Regions from separate parts of the Homo sapiens genome. Here region 2 is linked to region 1. A link is an interaction called in ENCODE POLR2A ChIA-PET data of the cell type or tissue named here. Cell type or tissue: A673. All regions are shown on one strand. Links, peaks and the distances in the headings refer to the core of each region. The heading gives the core; the rest is flanking DNA. Region 1 has its middle 41 kb from the start of LINC02614. Region 2 overlaps ZNF148 (zinc finger protein 148).

What was found. Peaks named below come from ENCODE experiments on the same cell type or tissue, not always from the same donor. Only the 100,000 strongest peaks of a DNase experiment are listed, where the experiment ranks them.
Region 2: POLR2A ChIA-PET joins it to region 1 with 5 read pairs; 2 of 35 experiments call an interaction of 5 or more read pairs at or near these places.

Annotation. Positions count from the first base shown.
Region 1 is chr3:125,925,026-125,929,425 of GRCh38, forward strand. It overlaps the pseudogene FAM86JP and the pseudogene ALG1L1P. Among named protein-coding and RNA genes, the nearest start is that of LINC02614, 41 kb to the left of the region's middle. In A673, for the core only: no CTCF peak of the experiment used is centred there; no DNase peak of the experiment used is centred there.
Region 2 is chr3:125,350,276-125,354,675 of GRCh38, forward strand. All of the region lies in intron 1 of ZNF148 (zinc finger protein 148), which reads right to left. Among named protein-coding and RNA genes, the nearest start is that of ZNF148, 23 kb to the right of the region's middle. In A673, for the core only: no CTCF peak of the experiment used is centred there; no DNase peak of the experiment used is centred there; H3K27ac peaks cover 651 bases.

The DNA of each region.
Region 1 (4,400 bases), core at 129-4,128:
CCTGCCGGGAGCACCAGCGGGCTCCTGAGGTCTATGTGGCCTTTACTGTCCGCAACCCAGAGACATGCCAGCTGTTCACCACCGAGCTAGGTGAGCCCCCATGCCCACCCGGGCCTGCATGGTCCCCGAGCTGTCCCTGCGGGACTCCAGTGGAAGTGAAAGAACTGGGGGCTGGGGAAAAGCTAGGATGCCCCACACTCCCACACCATGCGGGGAACTAGGGCAGAGGCCGGTGAGCAGGGTGGGCTCGGGGCTGGGGGCTTGTGGCAGGAGGAGGGCAGCTCAGCACAGGGAGGGAGGATCTGAGCCCAGCAGCCCTACTGTGTGCTTCAGAGCAGGGTTCCCTAAGCCCTTGGGCCTCAGTTTCCTCATCTATAAAATGGAGGTGGTGGGAGGGGCAGTCGGGGTCAGGGCTGGACACAGCTGTGGCCTGCAGGACGCTGGAACACAGGCTGTACGGGCGGATCCACCATGCCACTGTCCTGAGCACCCAGTTGATGGAAGACGAGCAGGGTGACTATAGAGAAGGGGAATTGACCCCGTAGTGGGCCAGCCACTGTCCTCAGACCTGACATTTGTCAGCCCCCAGCACCTGTGAGAGTGTGCTATCATTGTCCCATCTCACCGACAAAGACACTAGGACACACAGAGGCTAAGCAACCCCCGAGCTCCCACAGACTGCAGCCCGGCCACCTGGCTCTCGTGCCTCCACACTACACCCAAGCCCCCCATTGCCACCAGCCTTTGCCCCAGCTCCCCCTGAGCACAGCCCCTCCTGGCAGCCATGTGCACAGATGCACGCGCAGGAGCCTCTGCCTGCACACACAGACACGGGTCCAATGCCTGTCCACGTGGGGCAGCCCGTTAACTACAGAGCCAACAAACAAGCCAGCACACGAAGACACACTAGGTTCCATGACAGAGTCCCTCACAACCTCGCACAGGAGGCTGGCCGGGCGCGGGGCTCAGGCCTGTCATCCCAGCAGTTTAGGAGGCTAAGGCAGGAGGACTTCTTGACACCAGGAGTTCAAGACCAACCTGGGCAATATAGTGGGACCCCATCTCCACAAAACATACAGAAACTAGCCGGGCATGGTTGCGCACACCTGTAGTCCCAGCTACTCGGGAGGCTGAGGTGGGAGGATGGCTTGAGCCCAGGAGGTGGAGGCTGCAGTGAGCCCTGATCTCACCACTGCACTCTAGCCTAGGCAACAGAGCAAGACCCTGTCTCAAAAAGGCAAAAAAAAAAAAAAAAAAAGGAAGTTTTTCTTCAGATACTTACGTGAAAAAATACCTGCAATATCTTTTAAGTGAAAAAAACAGTGCCAAGCAGCACACATAGTAGAAGCCCCCACCCACCTTTTTTTTTTTTTTTTTTTTTTGAAACAGAGTCTGGCTTTGTATTGCCCAGGCTGGAGTGCAGTGGTGCCATCTCGGCCCACTGCAACCTCCCACCTCCCAGGTTCAAGCTATCCTCCCATCTCAGCCTCCTGAGTAGCTGGGACTACAGGTGCGTGCTACCACGCCTGGCTAATTTTTGTATTTTTTGTAGAGTCGAGGTTTCGCCATGTTGGCCAGGCTGGTCTTGAACTCTTGACCTCAAGCGATCTGCTGCCTCAGCCTCCCAAAGTGTTAGGATTACAGGCATGAGCTACTGCACCCAGCCCCATTTTTGTTTAAAAAATAATAATAATCACCCACACATGGTTATGAGTACCTATATTCCCAACTACTCAGGAGGCTGAGGCGGGAGGATGGCTTAAGCCCAGGAGTTTGTGGCCCCCTTGAGCAACATAGCAAGACTTCATCTCAAAAAAAAATTATCACAATAATCATTTTCACATAAGTATACCTATAGGGGAAAACCTGGAATATATATAGAGCAGGCTTGTCCAACCTGCGGCCCAACACAAATCTGTAAACTTTCTTAAAACAGTATGAGGTTTTTTTGTGATTTTTTTTTCTTTTAGCTCACCAGCTATTGCTAGCATTAGTGTATTTTATGTGTGGCCCAAGGCGATTCTTCTTCTTCCAGTGTGGTGCAGGGAGGCCAAAAGATTGGACATCCCTGATATACACGTTAACAGGTGCCATCCTTGGATGGCAGGATTATAGAGACTTCTACACGTTCATGTCTGTACTATTTCATTTTTATAAATACGCATTTTCCACTCGTAACAAAAAACTGTGACTGAAAATCATCCCGGGCCACAGTGTCTCATGCCTGTAATCCCAACACTGTAAGAGGCTGAGGCTTTGGGAGGCTGAGGTGAGGGGATCACTTAAGGTCAAGAGTTCAAGACCAGCCTGGCCAACACGGTGAAACCCCATCTCTACTAAAAACACAAAAATTAGCCAGGCGTGGTGGTGCATGCCTATAATCCCAGCTACTTGGGAGACTGAGGCAGGAGAATCACCTGGGAGGCATTGCAGTGAGCTGAGATTGCACCACTGCACTCCAGCCTGGGGAACAGAGTAAAACTCTGTCTAAAAAAAAATAATAAAAGAGGCTGAGGCAGGAGCATCACTTGAGGCCATGAATTCAGGACCCCATCTCTACAAAATAAAAAAATTACTAGCATGGTGGCACACACCTGTCATCCCAGCTACTCAGGAAATGGGAGGATTGCTAGAGCCCAGGAGTCGAGGCTGTAGTGAGCAATGACTGTGCCACTGCACTCCAGCCTGGGTGACAAAACAAGATCGTATCTCAAAAAAAAAAAAAAAAAAAAGGATCATTCTGGCTAACGGCTCTTCAGACATCTGTGCTTATGAGAACACCAGCCCCTTCTAAGCTGTGTGTGTGTGTGTGTGTGTGTGTGTCTGTGTGTGATTTTTTTTTTTTGAGATGGAGTCTCACTCTGTCACTCAGGCTCGAGTGCAGTGGCACAATCTCGGCTCACTGCAACCTCCGCTTCCTGGGTTCAGGCAATTCTCCTGCCTCAGCCTCCCAAGTAGCTGGAATTACAGGCACCCGCCATCGTGCCTAGCTAATTTTTGTATTTTTGTAGAGATGGGTTTTACCATGTTGGCCAGGCTGGTCTCGAACTCCTGAACTAAAGTGATCCACCCGCCTTGGCCTCCCAAACTGTTGGGATTACAGGTGTGAGCCACTGTGCCTGGCCGCTTTCTAAGCTTTGTGAAGAGTGGGTTGACGGAGCAGCCAGGTAGATGTGGGTTCAGATCTCTGCTTCTGTCCTGCTGTGCCAAGTGCTGGGGCAGATGCGGGTAGAGAGTGGACAGCGGCATGGTGCCCGCTGCTAGCCATTTCTATGCAAAACCAGATTTCTGGTCCCATCCTGGAGGCCAATTCTAGGCACCTGGGTGGGCCTGGGAACCTGTGAACCAAGTAAACTGACTTGGACACCGCCCCCCCACCCCGCCAGGCCTGTCCTAGCAGCCCCACACAATACGCTCATGTCCTGTCCCCAAACACTGCCATCCTGAAACACATGTGCTCTGTTTCCAGGCCAGGCCAGGATCAGATGGGAAGTGGAACCTCGTCATGACCAGAAACTGTTTCCCTATGAAGAGCACTTGGAGATGGCAATGCTGAACCTCACACTGTAGGACTCACACACGACTCCAATGGGATTGTGAGAATCAAGTCACTCTCAAGGGAAGAGGTTTCATATGGGAAAGCTGATAAAACTTTCACTGGACTGGAATGTTTGGAGAATGTTAATTTCCAAATCAGGAACTACAAACTGCCCTCTAATAAGACATCGGCTATCTAAGCGTGTGGGTGCTCCCTTTCTGCCAGCAGTTCTGGTTCTTAAGGAAATCGCCATCACTCAGACATGAAAACTCTGGCTCCAAAAATAGCATTTTCTTTGTGCAAATAAAAACGTGTGTATCAAGTATGTGGACACACTCGGTTCCTCACAAAGCCAAGCCTGCTGCAGCTGCCACATCCCTGGACACACTTGGTTCCTCACAAAGCCAAGACTGCTGCAGCTGCCACATCCGCGGACACACTCAGTTCTTCACAAAGCCAAGCCCGCTGCAGCTGCCACATCCCTGGGCTTACGATGCAGCAGGTGCTTTTTTCAAGACAGGAATCAAAATGTTAGGAACACGGCAGAAAGGTGACACCTGGAGACCAAACGCAGGATAAGGAGTACTGCAGAGGTCACAGGGAAGTCACAGAACAGTAATACGCTAGCAGGGGCATGGGGCATGAAGAACAGAAGAAGAGAGGAAGTGTTTCCGAGCCTCCGGAAAAGAAATCAGAGCCAAGCACAGCTTCCCGGGTCACAGAACCAATTCATTCACCAGGCGGCACCACTGCCGTCATTTCAGCTTCTGGCCACTGGGAGGCGCTGCTCAAAAGGGTTTGCCCTGAGACTCCGAGAAGAAGCTGCGGGAAGGACAGCAGGGGTCCCGGGGTTTTAGCCTCT
Region 2 (4,400 bases), core at 284-4,283, 570 kb before region 1:
TCAGCCTCCCAAGTAGCTGAGACTACAGGCATGTGTCACCAGGCCCATCTAATTTTTTTTTGTATTTTTATTAGAGACAGGGTTTCACCATGTTGGCCAGGCGGGTCTCAAACTCCTGACCTCAAATGACCCGCCTGCCTTGGCCTCGGCCTCCCCAGGTGCTGGGATAACAGGCGTGAGCCACCACCATGGATTTTTGAGGAAATATTTGCACTCATGTTAACTACAGCAGTAGTCCCCAACCTTTTTAGCACCAGGGACTGGTTTCACGGAAGACAATTTTTCAATGGGTCAAGGATGGTTTCAGGATGAAACTGTTCCACCTTAGATCATCAGGCATTAGATTCTCAAAAGGAGCATGTAAAACAGATTCCTCACCTGCGCCGTTAAAAATAGGCTTCACGCTCCTAAGAGAATGTAAGAGAATCTAATGCCACTGCTGATTTGACAGTGGGCAGAGCTCAGGCAGTAATGCTCACTCACCTGCCACTCACTTCCTGCTGTGCAGCCCAATCTGTAACAGGCCTCCGACTGGCAGCAGTCCATATATATATACACACACACAATGGAACATTATTCATCCTTAAAGAAGGAAATTCTATAACGTTGACAACATGGATGAACCTTAAGAACATTATAAGTGAAACAAGCCAGTCACAGGAGGCCAAATACTGTATGATTCCACTTTTTATGAGGGATTTAAGATAAAGTAGTCAATCTCATAGGAGCAGAAAGTAAAACAATGGTTGCCAGGGGATGAGGGGAGGTAGAAATGAGGAGTTGAGGCTGGGTGTGGTGGCCCACACCTGTAATCCCGGCACTCTGAGTGACCAAGATGGGAGGATCGCTTGAAGCCAAGAGGTCGAGACTACAGTGAGCTGTGATTGCACCACTGCACTCCAGCCTGGGCAACAGAATGAGACCCAGTCTCTACAAAAATAATTTAAAAATTTAAAATTAGCCAGGCGTGGTGGCAGGTGCCTGTAGTCCTAGCTACTCAGAAGGCTGAGGCGAGAAGCTTGTTTAAGCCCAGAAGGTTGAGACTGCAATCTGTTACCGTGCCACCGCACTCCGGCCTGGGCCACAGAGTGAGACCTTGTTTCTCAAAAAAAAAAAAAAAAAAAAAAAAAGCGCAGTTGCTATTCAATGGGTATTGTTTAAGCTATCCAAAATGAAAACGTTCTAGAGATCTGCTGTACAACATTGTGCTTATAATTAACAATACTGTATTGCACACTTAGAAATTTGTTAAAAGGATAGGTCTCATATTATGTATTTTTTATTACAATAAGAAAATTTTAACTGTTATGCTTCAAAAGACACTATCAAGAAAGTGAAAACAACCCACAGAATTGGAGAAGATATATGCAAATCATTTACCTGATAAGTCTAACATCCAGAACATATAAAGAACTCTTAAAACCCAACAATAAAAAGACAACCCAACTAAAAAACAGGCAAAAGATCAGAAGACATTTCTCCAAAAAATACATACAAATGGCCAATAAGCAGATGAAATGATGCTCCACAGCATTAGCCAACAGAGACATGCTAATCAAACCATGAAATACTGCTTCACACCCACCAGCATAGCTATAATCAAAAAGACAGTATGAAGTGTTATCAAGGATATGGAGAAACTGGAACCCTCATATACTGCTGATAGAAATGTAAAATGGTAAAGCTGCTTTGAAACATAGTCTGGAAGTTACTCAAATGGTTAAACAGAGGTACCACATGACTCAGCAATTTTTCACTCTTACATACACATATACACAAAAGAAATGAAAACAAATGTTCACATAAAAACTTGCACATGGACGTTCACAGCAGCATTATTCACAATGGCCAAAAAAAAAAAAACAAAGTGGAAACAACCCAACAACTGATGAATGAATACAAAAAAAAGTGGTAAACCCATATAATAGATTACTATTCAGCAATAAAAAGGAATGAACTGCTGACACATGCTACATCATGTAACATTACACTAAGTAAAAGAAGCCAGACAAAAAAGATCATCTACTTTATGATTCAATTCATATGAAATGTCCAGAACAGGCAAAGTCCTAGAGACTGAAAGTAGACTAGTAGTTGCCAGGGACGGGGAGGAAGAGGGAATGGAAATTGACTGCTAATGGGTAGTTTCTTTTTAGGGTGATGAAACTGTTCTAAAATTGATTATGCTGATGGCTGTATGCCTCTGTACACTGAAAACAACTGAACTGTATAGCTTAAGTGGGTGAATTGTATGGTATATAAGTTATACCTCAATAACACCGTTTAAGGAAAACTATATGATGGCTGGAATTTGCTTCAAAATAACATGGAAGATCTAAGTAAACGGAGAAATATCCTGTGGTCACGGACTGAAGGACCTCTATCTTAAAAAAAAAAAAAAAAAAGATCTTCTCAAATTCAACTATAGGTTTATTCAATTCCTATCAAACTCCCAGCAAGATTTTTTTTGTAGATACAGATGTGATTATTCTAAAATTTATATGGAAAGGCAACAAAACCAGAAGAGCTAAAACAATCTTGACAGAGAAGAATGAAGTGAGAGGAGGCACTCTACTCGATAAGACTCACTATAAAGCTATAATAATCAAGACAGCGTGGTACTGGAGGGAAGGCAGACACACTTATCAATGGAAGAGAATACAGAACCCCAAAACAGACCAATACAAATATGTTCAACTGATTTTTGAGCAGTTTGGAAGTTTTTTAAATAACTAAACATGTACTTGCCATACAACCCAGCAATCCCACTCTTGGGCTTTTATCTCAAAGAAAGGAAAACTTTTGTTTACAAAAAACGCTGTACACAAATGTCCATAACCTCTTTATTCATAATAACAAAATACTGCAACATACTAAAAGTTCTTTAACAAGTGAATGGCTAAACAAAGTATGTATGTATACAAAGTATACATACATAAACAAACTATGTCATTCTGGAAAGAACAAAACTATAGATAGTAAACAGTTTGCCAGGGTACAAGGAGGAGTGTTGGAATGGGGTGGGAACATAAAGGGATAGCAAGAGGAGTTTCCTTTGTGATGAGGCAATAGTTCTGGATCTTGGTCTTGGTGGTAGTTACATGAATTTATATATGGCATAAAATTGCTAGAACTGTGAACACACAAAAATAAGTGCAGGTTTAAAAAGCAGTGAAAATGATATAAATTCTGTAGTGTGGTTAACAGTAATATACCAATGTCAATTTCCTAGTTTTGATGTCTTACTAGAAATTTATTAAGATGTCTGGGTGAAGGGTACACAGGACTATGTACTAATTTTGCCACTTCCTGTGAGTCTATAATTTTTTCAAAATAAAGGTTTTTTCCTTTTTTTATATAGTAGGGACAGAGTTTCGCCATGTTTCCTAGGCTGTTCTTGAACTCCTGAGTTCAAGAGATTCACCTGCCTTGGTCTCCCATAGTGTAGGGATTACAGGCATGAGCCACTGTGCACAGCCCAGAATAAAGTTTAAAAAAAAAAAAATTAACATGTGAGGCCAGGTTCAGTGGTTCATGCTTGTAATCCCAGCACTTTGGGAAGCCAAAGCGGGAAGATCACGTGAGCCTAGGAGTTTGAGACCAGCCTGGGCAACATAGCAAGACCCCATCTCTATATAGAAACTAAAAAAAGAGAGAGGAGAGAGGGGTAAGGTGGAGGTACAGATGACATAAGCTTAGCCATTAATTGCTATATGAGAGTTCATAATATTCTATTTTTCATCATTTACGTTTTTCCATAATAAAAGGTTAATAAAAATATAAGAAAGCCATATACCAAAATATTAAAAGCAGTTTCTCTTGATTCCATTTTTCTTTATGCTAATATGCATTTTAAGTTTTTTCTATTAAATAAATTTCTTACATAAAATTTAAATTTTAAATTTCAAAATTTTTTTAAATTTCAATGTCATATATAAATTTTTAAGGAAATCTTTGCTCATATTGTCTTTTTGGAGATGTTCACTGCTCCTGCGGCCACACAAATCACACTCAGACATTCAGAGCCTGGAAAACTCAGTTCACTTTTTTTGTTTTGTTTTTAGGAAAAAAAATTAAACATAAAAGAACCCCATTGAGGGAACACTTATTCTATTTTATGGAATTGTTGCCCAATTCTTTAAAAAATTAATTTAAAAAAGAACCCCATTGATACTTCTTCTGACAATACACTGCTTAAGCAATCTGAAAATATTTCATGTAAATATCCAATTTGTATTTCCCCAATTACATTTCACCTGAAGGTTCCAGTTATCTTTTTCTAAAATTAACTAGGGGGTCTTGCTATAACAGATTTACAATCAGCACAATAATTCACCACTTTAGTGATCCTCACACAACAGAACAAATGTGTTAAGTTCAAGATACCCTAAGATGTTTCA